Linked DNA regions of Mus musculus: region 1 is linked to region 2. The links are chromatin loops, found by intact Hi-C in ENCODE. Cell type or tissue: heart. All regions are shown on one strand.

Region 1 (8,000 bases), 70 kb after region 2:
CTTGTAGGCAACACCACAGGTAAGAGAGTCTTCCAGGCTGCTTGGCTGGTCTAAGTCTCCTCCACAGTCCTTACTGCTGATACAACCTTAGGGAGAGAGGAGCCTTGTACGTTTGGTCAGTTTCGGGGACTTTTTTGAGAGTTTTGAGAGCTTCATTTCCTAAGTTTTAACCAGTTTCCCGCCAGGATGGAATGTTGCAACTCAGGAAATCTTGATGATACAGCACTGGAAGATGACGGAATATTTCAAAGGTGGGGATTCCCTGAAAGAAGGCAGGCCACTGCAGGTGCACTGGGAAATGGGTCTCAAGACCCCGGCTCCCTCTGTCTCTTTTGCTTCCCTGCTATCGTAGTGGGGAGCTTCGCTCAAGCACGTGTTTAAGCCATGCTCAGGCCCAAAAGCAATCGAGTCAATCAGCCAAGGTCTGAAACTTTGGAAACTGTCACACACACACACACACACACACACACACACACACACACACACACACTGATATTTCAGGCGTATTGTCACAGTGACAGAAAGTTAACACAGATGGTAAACCAGGCTTTTGCTATCATACTAGACTTTCTCTTGGTTTGTGGGGAGGCAGAATGGTGTCAAACCAAAGCTAAGCTTATTTTTGTTTTCAATTTTGAAAATATGAAATAAGCTCAACATAGTTTATTTGTTTTTTCCTGGTAAGTATACTTTGCATGTTTTTCTTAAGGCAATGAGAAGGGCCGTGAGTACTATGTTGGGAGATCACAGAACCTGGTTGTGTCTTCATTTCTTCCTTAGTTATTAAAGCATTATTAACCCTTGCCCACACTTTAGTAAGTAGCCTCAACAAACTCAATCAAGGCCTATCTGGAAGGTGAGTAACATCTCCATGTTTCTCCTTACTTCTCTCCCATTTAATTTGTTTTTCTCAATGTCTGGGGACACCTTACCCTCAGAGTTTCTCAGTCACTGTACTGTCTACAATGACAAGAGATTTCTCTCTGGGTCCATTGCATTGCGACCTAGAGTAGTGTTTGCTGGAGGCTCTGAGTCCCCGTTCCTGAGGGGAGGGCCCACAGTTCCTGAATTCATCCAAAGAACTCATCTCTCAGTTTGCCCTCCCACCTCCCGTCACATCTGATGTCTCCTTTTTAAATGTTCATTTTCTAATTAAGCATCATCTATGACAGATGGTGTTGTGGGCTAATTAACAGGCATGTTGGGAGTGCCCTACAGCACCTGGAGGGCATGTTCATCAAGAGGGCTTCCAGCTTCTGTGGAAATCGGTCACTCAAGAAAGATCCCAAAGTGGAACAAAAGGGATACATGCTACAATGGAGACCTGGGCAAGACAAAAGAGAAAAGAAAGGTAGAGAGACAGAGAGTCAGAGAAAGACTTAGAACCAATGGTTCACATAGTGGGGCTGTTTCTCTGCTGTAAAACTCTCATGTTGTGTCTGGGACCCAAGCCATCCTTTGGTTTAGTGTATTTATACTGGATGTGCACTGTGGAAGCTGGGGGCGGGGCAGGGGTATGGAGAGGGAAGAGGGAGGGAGCAAGAGAGGGGGAGAGGGAAGGAGAGAGAGGGGGAGAGGGAAGGGGAGAGAGGGGGAGAGGGGGGGGAGGGACAGAGAGGAGGAGGGGGAGGGGAGGGGGGGAGAAAGAGAAGACAAACTATGGTAGAAAGAGTGTGGTGGAATAGAGCTGCTCCATAGTGATGACCTGGAAGATGAGAAGATGCCTGGGGCCTCAATATCCTCATCAGAGGAGAGCTCTACCGACCTGACTGGGGCTTCCCTCCAGCTTCCACCACCTCCCAATAGCAACCCAGACCAAGAACCAAAGACCCAGTCCTGAATATGTGGGCCTCTGGCAAACACTCCTGAACCAAGCAGAAACGAGGTATGTGGGTCAGGACTGGTGAGCAGAATAAAGTGAGGTTCTAAAATCGTCAGTTAAAGCAAGCCTTTCTCTTTATAAGTCGATGGCCTCAATTATTCTGTCATAGGAGCTGGAAGCTAACACATACCTCTGGTCCTCTTCCCGAGGAGGCCAGACCTCTTCTATACCAGGAAGAAGAAGCGAAAGAACACATCAGCAAGCAGGATCTGAGCTGCTTGCAAGATCCTTTTAACAGTGGTCAGAACTTGGCCCTCACAGAAGAGCTGATTTTCTACACCCCCCCCCCCCAGGAAGTTCCATGGCTCTTCTCCTCTCTTGCCCGCCCCCTTTCCTCTTTCAGCTTGAGTTGTCTCCAAGTCACCTGACCGACGTCGTTCATTTTGCTATCCATAAGTAAACATATCTATTCCAAACAACCAACCAACCATATGAAACCATTATTCATGGTAAAGACTACGGTGTGTTCTGATGCTAAGTCACTAATAAGCTACAGGTAGAAGGATGGATTAGCACAACTAGAATACTAAGAGGACTAGAGGCTGGCTCCCATGGCTCTCTCTCCAGCCTCTCTCAGGGCTCCTCTGCTCACTGCCCTGAGTGTCAGCAAGCTACACTGTGCAGCTAGATTCCAAGAGACCTGTAACAGGTGATTCAGCCTCTTGAACTTCAGTCCACTACTCTGCATCTGCTGGCACATGCCCCAGACAATACTCTTACTAGGGAGTGAGCTGGTGTGTGGCCAGTGCTCTATGAAGAATTTGAATGTTGTTTGAAGTTTAAAGTTTTTTCTCATTTGTGAAATGGTTTTCTTTAATATTTCTCAGTATTTTCATCTTGTTTGGAAAAGAGATATAGTATATATTAGTCCTCATGTTAGCTGCTTCTATTCTCCTCCTCCTCCTTCTTCTCCTCCTTCTCCTCTTCTTCTTCTCTTCCTCCTCTTCCTCTTCCTGCTACTTCTCCTTCTTTTTCTCTTTCTCTTCCTCCTCTCCCTCCTCTTTCTCTCCTTCTCCTCCTTTTCCTTTTCTTCCTTCCTCTTCCTCCTTTTCCTCTTCCTCTCCGTTTCTTCCTTCTTTAAAGAAGAAGACATGATCTCATATATCCCAGACTGGCCTTGAACTTACTGTGTAGGCAAGGATGACCTTGACCTTCTGACCCTCCTGCCCCTATCTCCAGAGTGCTGGGATTACAGACGTGCGCCACCATACACCACTATGCAGGGCTCAAACACTAGGCTTCATGGATACTAGATAAACATTCAACAAACTGAGTTACAAATCCAGCCCACTTGAAATTACTTTTTTTTTTTTATTCCTGTGATCAAATCCCTGAAAAACAGCACTTGAAGGGAGAAGTATTCTTATTTCTGAAGAGATCTTGGCTCATGATCTGAAGGGATACAGTATATCATGGAAGCAAAGGCAAGATGGTGGAAGTGTGGAGTGGCTGGTCACGCCATATCCACAGTCAGGAAGTAGATGGAGATGAACAGAGATCTCCATACTTGATTTTTTTTTAATCATCTTGGGACTCCACCACCCACATTAGTCCATTTGGGAGAAACACTAAAGGCCTACGCAGAGTTATGGCTCCTAAGTGATTCTAAATCTAACCAAGTTGAACGTTAACTACCACATTAACCTAAGTCTAAACATCATAGATCAATGATGACAGAAGCAGACAAAAGACAAAACAAAACAAACAAACAAACCAAGGTCTGAGTAACCAGTGGGACAGATGCCAGGCAAGGGCGCAGCCCAGACTGACAGCCAATTCATTAGAAGAGAATCCCTTCAGGATAAGCCAACTCATTCTTTGAAGCAATGTAGTCACAAGAATGAGGCAGTACTCTTTGCTGGCTTTTGGCCAGCCCAGCTCTGGGAAGCGTGGTCAGCGTCTTTAACTGGACTTGGCCTCCGGAAACAAAGCTCAACCTCTTTAGCAGGAGGCAGGGTTTCCCCACTGCCCACTAAACTGTTTGCAAAAGAAAAGAAAGAAAGGTAAATATTTGAACACCAGAAAATAAATAATGATCATAAATAATGCAGTCGTCTTCCAGTGTTTGCCCACAGCCGCTGACAGGCTGCCATGTGAAGTTTGCTTCTTACAGCGGTGTCTGCAGCCCAGCAGCTAGGTAAGGGCGTCAGGGGAGGGAGTACCTTTTTCTAAGGCTTGTATGGCATTGTGAAGAGATCTGCTCAGAGCCCTCTCCTGCATTCTGGGAAGAAGAGAGAAGCCCCCTTTTGCTAATTCCTGGCATGTTTTATGCTATCTGAATGATCAATCCAGTTTCCTCTTCCAGGTATTATATGGGGTAGAGATAGCATAAACATGTGGAATTAACTAGAATTCAAATGACTGTCAAATGTCTATTCAAATGACTGTATCAATGACATAATTCACCTGAACTCCAGCTGCCCATTCACAAAGTGGGTACAGCAGAAGGTACAGCAAGGACACTGTTCAAGGATGAGCCACGGTATAATTCATATACTTGGCACAAAACGGGCACAGCCATTTGCAGTCGGCAAATTACAAAGAGGAATTTAGACGCTCCTTGGAAAACAAAGCAACAAAAACAAGACGTTCCTACCTGGCCTGCCTCTTAAACACACGGCACCAACTGGCGTGTGTTTTAAAAACCGTATCTGTGTCTCATGCTCAAGTAATCATTCTAAAAATACAGATTCCGCAAAAGGAAATGTGGTGCATCTACTTCTGATTTTACTCTTTATAAAAACACAAGCAGATCCTCTGCACGGAGGGAGAGAATTCAATTTGCAGTTTCTTGACGTGTGTTTTGCCTTCCCAGGGAAACGTGTAAGCTGGTAACTCAGCATACGTCAGATTTGGGAGGCAGCCATGTCTCTTGCAGCACTCAGCCTCACTAACAAGGCACAGCTTCTCCAAATGACCCATCCGTCAGCGGCACGTGAGCTGGGAGAATTGATTAGCCAGCCCTGTCACAGGAGAGCCATGGTGCAGCCTGAGAAAAACCATGCCAACACCCCACGCTCTCGGCCTCGGGGTGCATTCCGTTTGAGGGGTCGAATGGAGTTGAATTGATGAAGTGTTAAAAGTGAGAAGGTAACACAGAGATGTGGTCCTCTGCTTAAGGCAGATGGGTAAATCAAAGCCCAGAGCATCAGACAGCTTGCTCAGTGACAGAGCTGCCGATGCAAGCCAGGTTTCTTGACCTCCTTCCCGGCCACTGGGGAAATCTATTTCATCCATAGCCAAGTGAAATGTTTTCCTGGATTCCCCTGTGACTCTGAGGGTACAGGAACTGGAATATAAAGGCTTAGAGTCCCTTGGCCTTATTCTGTTTAGATCACACCTTACATGGGATGGCACCACCAAGAGAGGTGATCCGTGGGATAGAACAACATCACCTGGCTTCCTGGCCCTTTGGCTTTCTGAGTGGCTCTGTGCCTCCATACCAGCAGGGTGTCTAGCATATTGCAGGAATTCAATGAGTATTAACTGACTGGACACATTTTAAGTGTACACTGTCAAATCTTGTTAGTAAAAACAGTGCAATGAGCGTTGACCCTTGGCTGATAGGAGAGAGAGGCTCGAGCAAGAGTAACTGGATAAATAAGACTCTCAGCAAGCAGGAAGAATGACTCTCCACTCCTGCCTTTACCACCTGGCTGACCAACGGCCCAGTGACAAATGTGACAAGGACAAATGATTTATCCTCTCTCAGTGTTGTTTCTCCCAACTGTCATATGGAATAAAATGACTCTTCTGCGGGGTTTTACAAAGGCAGAACGATATTTACTGAACACTACCGATTCAATAGATATAAACAGAGGCACAAAGAAGAGACAGCTTGGGGACCTGATGGACTGACCATATGAAAAGCCCAGAACCATGGCCGCCACTCTCCACCCCCCCCATCACTGCTGCTTCCGGGCTGCCGAGAAGTGAGCAACTTTGCTGCACCATGTGCTCTATCCTTTGATGTTTGCTTCTTCCTTGACAGGCCCAAAGGCAAGGGAGCCAGTCAGCCATGGACTGAAACCTCTGAAACCGTAGCCCCAAATAAACCTTAGCCCCAGGTTAGTATCTCCGGTATTTTATCATATGGTCACAGTTCTAAAGCTGACAAATACATTCATATTCAGAAGTACTGTATTTACTAGATGTTACATTCTAAGGTTTTGTATGTAATGTGTGTCGCATCCTCAGGTAATGTGTGTATGTGTGTGTGTGTGTGTGTGTGAATACATACACATACACATATACATGGCGTGTCATATTCTGAAGTACTTGATGCATTGAATGCTATATTTGAGGTTAAGATTTCCAAGCTCAAAATATTTGAGGGAAAAGAAGCCAGTCTGTAACACCAGTTTTTCTCTTCCTTTGGATGAATTGTATGTCCTTGCACTCTTCCAAAAAGAACACAATATTCAAGCACTAATATCTTGTCACTAGATAAGGTCAAGCCTATGACAGGCATTGGTCTGGGAAAGAATTACGCTCATTTAATTGTCACGACGGCCTATGTATTAGTCTGTCTACTCCCAGAAGCATGGATCTCTCTCCAGATGGCCAGTGGAAAGAGGGTAACCTTGAACTTCTGGTCCTCTTATCTCCACTCCCTAGGTGTCTTAGTCACGGTTTCTATTCCTGCACAAACATTATGACCAAGAAGCAGCTGGGGAGGAAAGGGTTTATTCAACTTACATTTCCACATCGCTGTTCATCACTGAAAGAAGTAAGGACTGGAACTCAAGCAGGTCAGGAAGCAGGAGCTGATGCAGAGGCCATGGGGGAATGCTGCTTACTGGCTTGCTTCCACTGGCTTGCTCAGCTTGTTTTCTTATAGAACCCAAGACTACCAGACCAGAGATGGTACCACCCACAAGGGGCCCTCCACCCTTGATCACGAATTGAGAAAATGCCCCACAGTTGGATTTCATGGAGGCACTTCCCCAGCTAAAGCTCCTTTCTCAGTGATAACTCCAGCTGTGTCAAGTTGACACAAAACTAGCTAGTACACTAGAGTTGGGATTAAAGGTATGTGCTATCTCCCCTGGTCTTCTGTGGTATTCAAGACCCAACTCAGAGCTTTGTGCACTTCAGGCAAGCCCTCTACCAACTGAGTTATTTCCCCAGACCACCAGCCCTGACACCTGAGAACATGGTCTTATTTGGAGACAGAATTGTTGCAGGTGCAAGGAAACTATAGAATCTTAAGGAGAAGGCAGCCGTGGTCACTGGTTCTGTGTCATGAGATAAAGACAGTGTTGTGAGACTCATGGGAGAGGCAAAGATGAGTTAGGAACGGGAAGATGGAGACAAAGATTGGAGAGATGCTGCCACAACCGTGGAAACCCTGGGGAGCCATCAGAGGCTGAAGGAGACAAGGGAGGATCCTTCCTGCCATCAGAGACGGTCAATATGCCTTCCACCCTAGCCCCTGACACCTTCAGCCTGGATTCCTAGCCTCCAGAACTGTAAGAGAACCTATCTTGTTCCTCAAGAGCCATGTGTTGGACTGACTCCTTTCTTACAGCAGCCACAGGGAACACCCACTGCATGGACCTTGTGCTGCATGGCTCTCACACAAGCATGATGTGTAGGAGGCAGTCCATCCCAGCCCAAGAATCACATCTAATCTCCACCAGGTTACCCAAACCCTTCTGTGTTGTCACAGGCCTTGCTGCCTGCAGACAAAGCCTTGGATAGACACAGGAGCCTGAGATCAAGACTTGGGTTGTCCAACCGCAAACAGAAACACCATGGAAGTGGGATTGGGGGAAGGCTGAAAACAGGGAAGCAGGCTAGCAGACAGTCATTTCACATTTTTTTTGACGGCTTGTGGGGTCCTTTACCCATTCCAGGAGGTTGAACTTGAACAGGTCCCTGCCTTTCGGGCTAGAAAAACCTACAGGAATGAATGGTGCCTCTCAGGTGCCCCTCAGGTCACCACCCTATTGTTTCTCATAACCCATAAGGAAGCCCCGTTTGCAGACATAGATGCAGCTGGGAATGTTCCCGTCCCTCAGTGTCCCAGCCCTTGGTGCCTGTGCTTCTTTATAATGCCTGTGCTTTCTGTAACAGGTTATAAGCTCTTCTGTGTATTGGTGGGGGGAAGGCATTC
Region 2 (8,000 bases):
AAACGTCAAAGTATTTTTAGCACACTTCAGACAACCAACCTTCCTGTTAGACTTCGGCTTTTGCTCTCTGAATCGGCTGCAAGCACAACTGAAACTACCCAGAACTCTGCACCTCAAATAGGCCACGGTGACCCCAGGTGACATCTGACTGTCGATGCCAAAGAGACTTTGTACCGGGAGATTAGAATCTCTAACGGCCTTCTGCTTTCAGCTGGCAGAAAGCCAGGCGTTAAGAGAGAGGGAAGGCTCAAACATTCAGGGTGAAGAGTTCTGGCCTTCTGAAGGTCACTGGTGTGGTTTCCTGAAGAAGGTCTTAGGAACCAGAATGCGGGACGGTTGCAATAGTTACAGTGGAAAACCAAGGAAGCCTGTGACCTGGCCACACTGGCACACAGCTTCCAGGTGATGAAGACATTTCACCCTGTGATGCTAGGCAGCGAAGGAAAAGAAACTGGCCAACTGTCACCTGTCAAAGACAATTTTAGGGGTGGCAGCATAATTCATTAAGAGAGAAAAAAAAGAGTATTTTCTTTTAAACATGTATATATAGCAGGTGAACTCTAGGAAGCAACTTACATTTAACTAAACAGCAATTTGTTTCCGCCAAAGTTCTCTTCCTATAACAGGTCTACCAGGTCTTAGCTGTCTCTTGTCCCCTTCACATGTACCATTGCTCTGTGGCAGTAAGAGATTGGGGGCAAATACAGAGCTGGGCTAAGAAGCCATAATCTTTATAAAGAATGGTCCATACCACCGGGAGGCAAGAATGGGAATATTTAGGGGAAGATATGTGTAGAATAAAGAAATTGGAGAAAGACGTCTAAATGTGTGCCCTGGCCAAATGAGGTTAGTTAGGGTGGCAAAGGCGTTTTTTCTGAGACCCTATTGAAAGCGACCTGACTGTGACAACTTCATTCATCCAAAGCTAGAAAAGAAAGGCAAAGCTTCGTCTGAAGAAAGAAGCAAGAAATGGGCTCACACGCATCTTCTTGACTTTGTCTTTACCCTTCAACTAAATGTAATTTTTTTCTGCCTTTGAGTAAAAAAAAAGTCACTCCTCTCAGCATGCCAACATGGCACCCCTTCTTCTCTCCCTGAGAAGAGCATAGAGAGAGGGCAAGGGGGAGCCTGCCCAGAGATGGGGTGCTGAGACATGAGGTAATGTCTGTTCCTGAGCTATGGTTGAACCCAGAAAGAGCTTGACAGGGGCTGCAGAGAAGGGGGTGCTGGTTTCTAGACACTTCTTTATGTTTGGCCTAGGTATAGGCCAACCTTCAAAGCAAATGTCGGTTTTGGAAATGTGTGTGTGTGTGTGTGTGTGTGTGTGTGTGTGTGTGTGTGACAGAGAGAGACAGAGAGAGACAGAGACAAAGAGAGAGAGACAGGAGAGACAGAGAGAGAGAGGTAGGAAGTAGCCACCAGTCATGACGGATGATAAGATTCAACTACACCTCAGCTGCTGAACTGCGGTGGCTGGTGGTCCTTATTACCCACGCTAACTCAGATTCTGTTTCAATCAGCATCAGCACACTTGGGTTCCAATTGCTATCAATGCTTTTAGGGTCAAAGCATGCACCCCGACATCTAGGTGCACCAACCCAACCTGGAGGGGGGGGGGCAATTGAAGAGACAAGAAGTAAAGAGAAGCAGAGAAAGGGGATCAATTGAGCACAACCACATGAGAAGAAGGGACAGATAAAGATGTCTAGTGACACCTCCCCACCCCCACGCCTGCAGCCCATATTCGGAAGTTCTGACTGGAGGTTTAGGCTGAAATAGAAGGCAAGAGGCATGCATAACTAAGCAGTCCAATGTGGCCCCACCCATCAGCCACTCAGCTCCAGTGTATCCTGCAAGATGCTTTTGTAAGTTAGCAGAAGTGAGTGTGATCTAATTCACACTCTGGATAATACCAGGACACTGTCCTTTCTCTCTTCCAGCATGAGGTTCCTGAAGGAATTCCAATTCCTTAGCAGCATATTGGCTCAGGAGTCTGATGCTCATGTAGCATCTTCTTTTGGTTTTGTTGGGTGTTTTGTTTGTTTGTTTTTTGGGTTTTTTGTTTGTTTGTTTTTTGTTTTCTGTTTTCTGTTTTTTGGTTTTTTTTTTTTTTTTTTTTTTTGAGACTAGGCCTTTAACTTACTATGTTGATCAGGACGGACTCAGACTCTCAGAGATGCACCTGCCTCTGCCTCCCATGCACGGGGATTAAAGGTGTGCATCACTCACTGTACCTGGCTTATAAAGTCATTCTTTAGGATTTTTGCTCTTGGCAGCATGATCACATAGCCACTTCCTGGCCACTACCATGGTTGCTCCATTTCTCTGCTTCTCCAACTCAGTTATCCCATCGGTAAATGAAGGTCTGAATCAGGTCTGAGACACCTTTCTGTACAAAGGCAAAGGCAGATCCCAGTCCTTACAGTCACCCAGACATCGAAGGTCGGTGGTAGAACAGGGACTGTCTAGCAGCTCAGCACATTCCATTTCTGCCCCACCCCCACCCCCAGAGTCCTTTGCCTCTGCGGTGAATCTCTCTGTGCTGCATTGTATATTTGCCAAGCGGATGAAACATTTGCGAATAGTGGCATTTTCACAGTGCCTAGTATAAGCAGGATGGCTCCTCTTCCATGGTGATTAGAACTGGCTTTCCTCGGGTGCGTGCAAGAAGACAGGTTGTACGATTCTTAGCTGAGGATAAAAAGCTTGAATGGAAAGGTCTATAGATAGTAATCTTTTGACCTTGAGGGAGATAGAAAAAAACCCCACACATATATGCTAGTTTGTACACAGAAAGCAAACCGCTGTGGCATTTACATGAGGAGAAAACTTGGTTGCCTGCTCACAGGTAAACGGAGAACAGGATTGTTAACGACAGAAGTTAACATGGTTTTTTTTTCTAAAGTGAAAAGTATTGTATGTAATTAGATTAAAAAGAGATATCTGGGAAGAAAGGGTGACTGGAATCACAGTGGAGTGGACAAAGGCACATTTTGATTTGATTGGCTTGTTATTAGAGGTATCTCTGGGGTTGTCCTCTTGCTCCACAGCTTGGCAGGATGTTGCTGCAGAAAGTTGTGTGTGGCCGTCGTCTGGACTAACTGAGTGACAGTAGTAAGCAATGGGCAATGGTGCTCACAGGTTCCTGCAGAGAGTGTGTGGAAGCCTTTCGAAGAGCAACCAGCCAAGTGTCATCTCTGAGGACAGTCATGTTGTTTAAATCAAGTCTGGCAAGTGCAGTTTTGAAATGGAAATCACCACTACCGATACCCTACAGTGTGGAGTCCCATCCTTTGTCAATGGGAGGCTCCAGGCTCAGGCTATTGTAGGCTTGTGTCCTCAGTCTCCATGAATGGACAGGCAGACACTCTGAGCAGCAGCGAGGTGATGATTGTGTGTTAGCCAGACAAGGGAAAGAGATGTGCCAGATGTTTTCTGCACCGTGGGATGCTGAATAGGCTACCCATTCTCTCTTCTTTCTTCCCGTGCAGCTAAAATAGAATGGGGAAAGTCAGACAAACCCTAAGAAATAGGAACAAGCAGTGGGCTCCAAGGAACTGCTTAGGAAGGTGTGCAGTGAGGTTGCCTTCGCCCTCATCCAGCAGCTGGGGCTTTGTGTTTGGAAACAAGGCAGACGGACGGATGGACGCAGCCTTCTCTCTCAGCCTCCTGATTTCTCCCTCCATGCCCTCCAGCATAAATTAAGTGCAGAAGTAAATGAACAGCTCCACGTTGCCACTTTGTGTTGTGACTGGGATCTCGGGCTGAGACCAGAAAACTCCTAGCAGCCTGAGATGAGAACAGAGAGGAACTTGTCAGGCAGCCTCAAGGAAGGAAGCGGACCCAAGAGTAAATAGTTTGGTCCTTGGCTAAAAGCCACAAATATCCCCCGTTCTGTCAGCAGTTCTGTTCAGTGGCCAGGGATGCCCTCGGGAGGTTGATCTCAGCATCTCTCTCCCCCTAAATGAATACTGCCTGGACCTGAGGACACAGCAAACTGAGAAGAGGTGACCAGCTCACCCTCTACCTCATGTCCCACTGTAGTTCCTGACATCCAAACCCTTAGACTAACAGGGACACACTCCTGTTCTCTGGGAACTCTGCCTACTCCCTCAAGCTGCCACCATAAATCTGTGATCCAGATCTTTTCTAATTCGTGCCCCTGTGGTCTATGAATTTCGCTCTTTTCAGATTTGCAAGGTGAGAATCAGAAGACCAGTGACTTGGAAGATTTTTTTTTTTTTTTTTTTTTTTTTTTTTTTTTTTTTTTTTTTTTTTTTTTTGTGCTCAGTGGATCCATTGCATTCTCCCAGCGAAGGATTGCGTTGGCCCTGATGAACTTTTCCAAGGTTGGGTGCAATCTATTGAGATCTTGATTTAATCCTTTGTGCTGAAGATTCTAGCAAGATAGGCACCTAAGAGACATCCTTGCAAAAGTGGCTCTTTAAGTCATGGGGAGGGGGGAGAAGGGTAAGGCTGACTATTGGTTTAGTGAGACTTGCTCATTAGACCTTGACTAGCTTCCTCTATCAGTGTACCCACCCAAGATCTGCAAGTCGTCTTCCAGGTCTTGCAGGGAAAGAATTGTTGCTATTCCTCAGATCTCCAGATGGTGCCCTATACAAACCACAAGTTAATAACGGAAAAACAAACAGAAGTTTATTAACATGTGCATTGTGCTAAGACATGGAAATACCCAGAGATAAGTAACCCTCCCCCCACAAGTCAATGACAAGAACATAGACAGTTTTAAACCGAGTCAAGGCAGCTGTAGGAAGGTGAATGGGACAAGCAGGTGAAGAGAGTTGTTCAGGAAGGTACGTCATGTGGATTCCTCCCTTTTCTGGTGTGGGAGAGACTTCTCAAATGGAAATTTCCTTTATAAATGAATTCCTTCACGAAGGAAAACACACATCCTGTTCTTAGGGCCTTTCTTGTGTCTGCTGATTCTCTTTGACCTCTGGCTCAAAATACCTACACACCTAAGAGGCAACCGGGAAGAGGACTTATTCTCGAACTTCTCAGGCTCCTCCTGGCACCGCTTCCACATGCCATCTTACAGCTCACTCGGCAGCTTCTCTGCAAGAGATCGTTTGATGCTGGTCTAACAAAAAACCCAAGGCTGGGTGCTATAAAAAGGAAAGTGGTTTACTCAGCTCATGGCTCTTGAGATTCAATAACATGTTGCCAGGCTCTTCTTGCCTCTGGTGAGAGCCTCACATGGCAAATGGTACCATGGTGGCAGAAATATGTAGAACAGTTACCATATACTGTGATAAGAAATGAGGGCAACTCAGGATGGGACAGAGGGTCATGCTTACCCTGTTCATAACAATCAGGGACCCATAAGCACTATATTAACCCCTTCCAAAGGCACCATCCACAATGAGCTAAGTTTCTTTCCTTCTTTCCTTCTTTCCTTCTTTCTTTCTTTCTTTCTTTCTTTCTTTCTTTCTTTCTTTCTTTCTTTCTTTCTTTCCTTCCTTCCTTCCTTCCTTCTTTCTTTCTTTCAGATTTATTTATTTATTTATCTTATGTATATGAGCGCATAACAGAAGAGGGCGTCAGATCACATTGCAGATGGTTGTGAGCCACCATCTTGTTGCTGGGAATTGAACTCAGGACCTTTGGAAGAACAGTCAGTGCTCTTAACCACTGAGCCATCTCTCCAGCCCCACGACCTAAGTTTCTTATACTAAGCCCCACCTCTTAAAGGTCTCACCACCTCTTAATATTGTTGCATGCAAGCATCCAGCATGAACCCTTAGGAAACAAACCAAACCCACAGCATAACATATGCCCTACACCAAGAAAAAATTCATGGCTCTACCTTGACTGACAATACAAAGTCCCACCCATTCCTCTGACCCAAAGCCCTGTGCAGTCATCAGTCAGTCAGTCACCCGGGTACACTGCCAAGGACAAGTAGACAAAAAAAAAAAAAAAAAAAACCTTTACCTTATATCTTCCACTTGTCTCTTCCTGGTTTTCCTCTATTTTAGACACATTTCTGTTAACTGTCACAAAGTATGTTTGTCAAAAGATTTACATATTGACTTGATGAAACTGCCATGCCCAGTTGTTTGTTTAAGACCTGTGTAGATACTGTTCTGCAGATACTGTTTTGAGTGTGATTAGCATTTAATATCAGTAGGATTGGAGTGAAGCAGTTTACCCTTCCAAACGTGGGTGGGCTTGGAACGCTGAGCAATGACAACGAATGATGATTAGCAAGTCTTTTCTTCTCACCGAGACCAAATACCAGACAAGAGGAGACACTAGGAAGTCGAGGGTGTCTTTAAAGGGCTGTAGTCCATATCTGCAGGAAGAGCACGGAAGCCACAGTAGAAGACAGCTGATCACACTGTGTCTGAGGCCAGGAAGCAAAGAGAGATAAATGCTCTCACCCAGCATGCTCTCTCCCCTGTACTCAGTCCTGGAGCCCAGCCCGTGAGCAGGTGCAGCTCCCACACAGGGTGAGTCTCCTCATTCACTTAGTGCACTCTGGAAATGCTCTCAGAAACATTCCCAAGGGCAGGCTGGTGAGATGGTTTCGAGGGTAAGAGCACTGACTGCTCCTGAAGGTCCTGAGTTCAAATCCCAGCAACCACATGGTGGCTCACAACCATCTGTAATGAAATCTAACACCCTTTCCTGGCACATTTAAGGAATTATAATAATAAATAAATCTTTGGGCCAGAGAGAGCGCAGTTGACAGGAGCGAGCAGAGGTCCTAAAAAATTCAGTTCCCAACAACCACATGAAGGCTCACAACCATCTATACAGCTACAGTGTGTACTCACTCATATATATATAATAAATCTTTAAAAAAATTCCCAGAGGAGTGCCTCATTAATTCTCTTGATGTTACTTAACTCAATAGTTAAGACTGTTGCGATATCAAGGATGTTGGCATTGTATGAAATTATTTCACAGGTAAAAGAACATATTTGGGTCATCTAGGTGGTGGGCTCATCACACAGATTCCTATGTCTAACTCCTAACTCCAAAAGCCTCAGAATAAGACTATGCTTAGAAATCAGAGGTGCAGGCTGGTGGGCTCGTTCAACAGGGGAGGGTGTGCTTGCTTAAGCCTTACCACCTAAGTCCCATCACCAGGACTTCACGGTGGGAGGGGGAAACTAACTCCAGCAAGTTGCCCTCTGCCTTCCCCATGCGCGCTGCACACGCACAAAGGAACACAGATTCTCAAATTAAAAGTAAGTGAGTGTTTAGAAAGAGTTTTACAGGTCTAAGAATTGATCATGGTGATTCTATTCTGGAGCAGAGTGGGCTTACCGCCCTGTAAGACCTGAGCATCCTCATAATAAAAGAAACGTAGACACATAAGGAGAACATTGTGTAAAGGTTAGAGTCTGGCTACCATGAGCAAAGGATCTACCAGAAGGCAGGAGAGAAGCTTAAAATAGATCTCTTCCTAGTGCCTAAAAGGGAGCAGGGTTCCCCCAATGTCCTGTGCTAGGAGCTCCAGATTTAGAACAGTGTGATAACAAATGTCTGCTTTTCGAAGCCACCTAATAGAAAGTACTTGGCCCTGGCAGTTGAATATGGTCTTCTCCTTGTCACTTCTGCCTTGCATTCCCCTCTGACCCAAATCTGAAAGCTGCCATCCTCATGCCACAGAACAGTGAACCCTGCCTGTGTCTTTGACCTTCATGAGTTCTGTCTTAGGTCTGTGTGATAGCCATGCTTGGACCTCTCAGGCTTTGAGGCAAAGAAGTCAAGTGTTGGATGGCTTAAGAACATTGGCATCTGAAAGGTGTCAATTGTACGGCCCTGGTTGAGCCTAGAAATGCAGGCAGGAACAGAAACGGACCGCAGGGGCAGATCCACAGTCTGAACTGTGTGTTTGTAACTCATGGGTGAGTAAATAAACTGGTACAGGGGGCTGGAGAGATGGCTCAGTGGGTAAGAGCACTGACTGCTCTTCTGAAGGTCCTGAGTTCAAATCCCAGCAACCACATGGTGGTTCACAACCA

Evidence for each region. A loop is a pair of places that touch in the nucleus more often than their neighbours do. Peaks named below come from ENCODE experiments on the same cell type or tissue, not always from the same donor. Only the 100,000 strongest peaks of a DNase experiment are listed, where the experiment ranks them.
Region 1: a loop joins it to region 2, with 3 times the contacts of the local background. A loop is called at or near these places in 2 of 42 quality-filtered maps.

What each region holds. Positions count from the first base shown.
Region 1 is chr13:43,987,714-43,995,713 of GRCm38, reverse strand. No RefSeq gene overlaps it. Among named protein-coding and RNA genes, the nearest start is that of Gm2233, 43 kb to the right of the region's middle. In heart, no CTCF peak of the experiment used is centred here; DNase peaks (open chromatin) are centred at 3,723 and 4,783; H3K27ac peaks cover 1,589 bases.
Region 2 is chr13:44,057,998-44,065,997 of GRCm38, reverse strand. No RefSeq gene overlaps it. Among named protein-coding and RNA genes, the nearest start is that of Gm33489, 17 kb to the right of the region's middle. In heart, a CTCF peak has its summit at 4,600; DNase peaks (open chromatin) are centred at 77, 3,907 and 7,617; H3K4me3 peaks cover 454 bases; H3K27ac peaks cover 6,760 bases.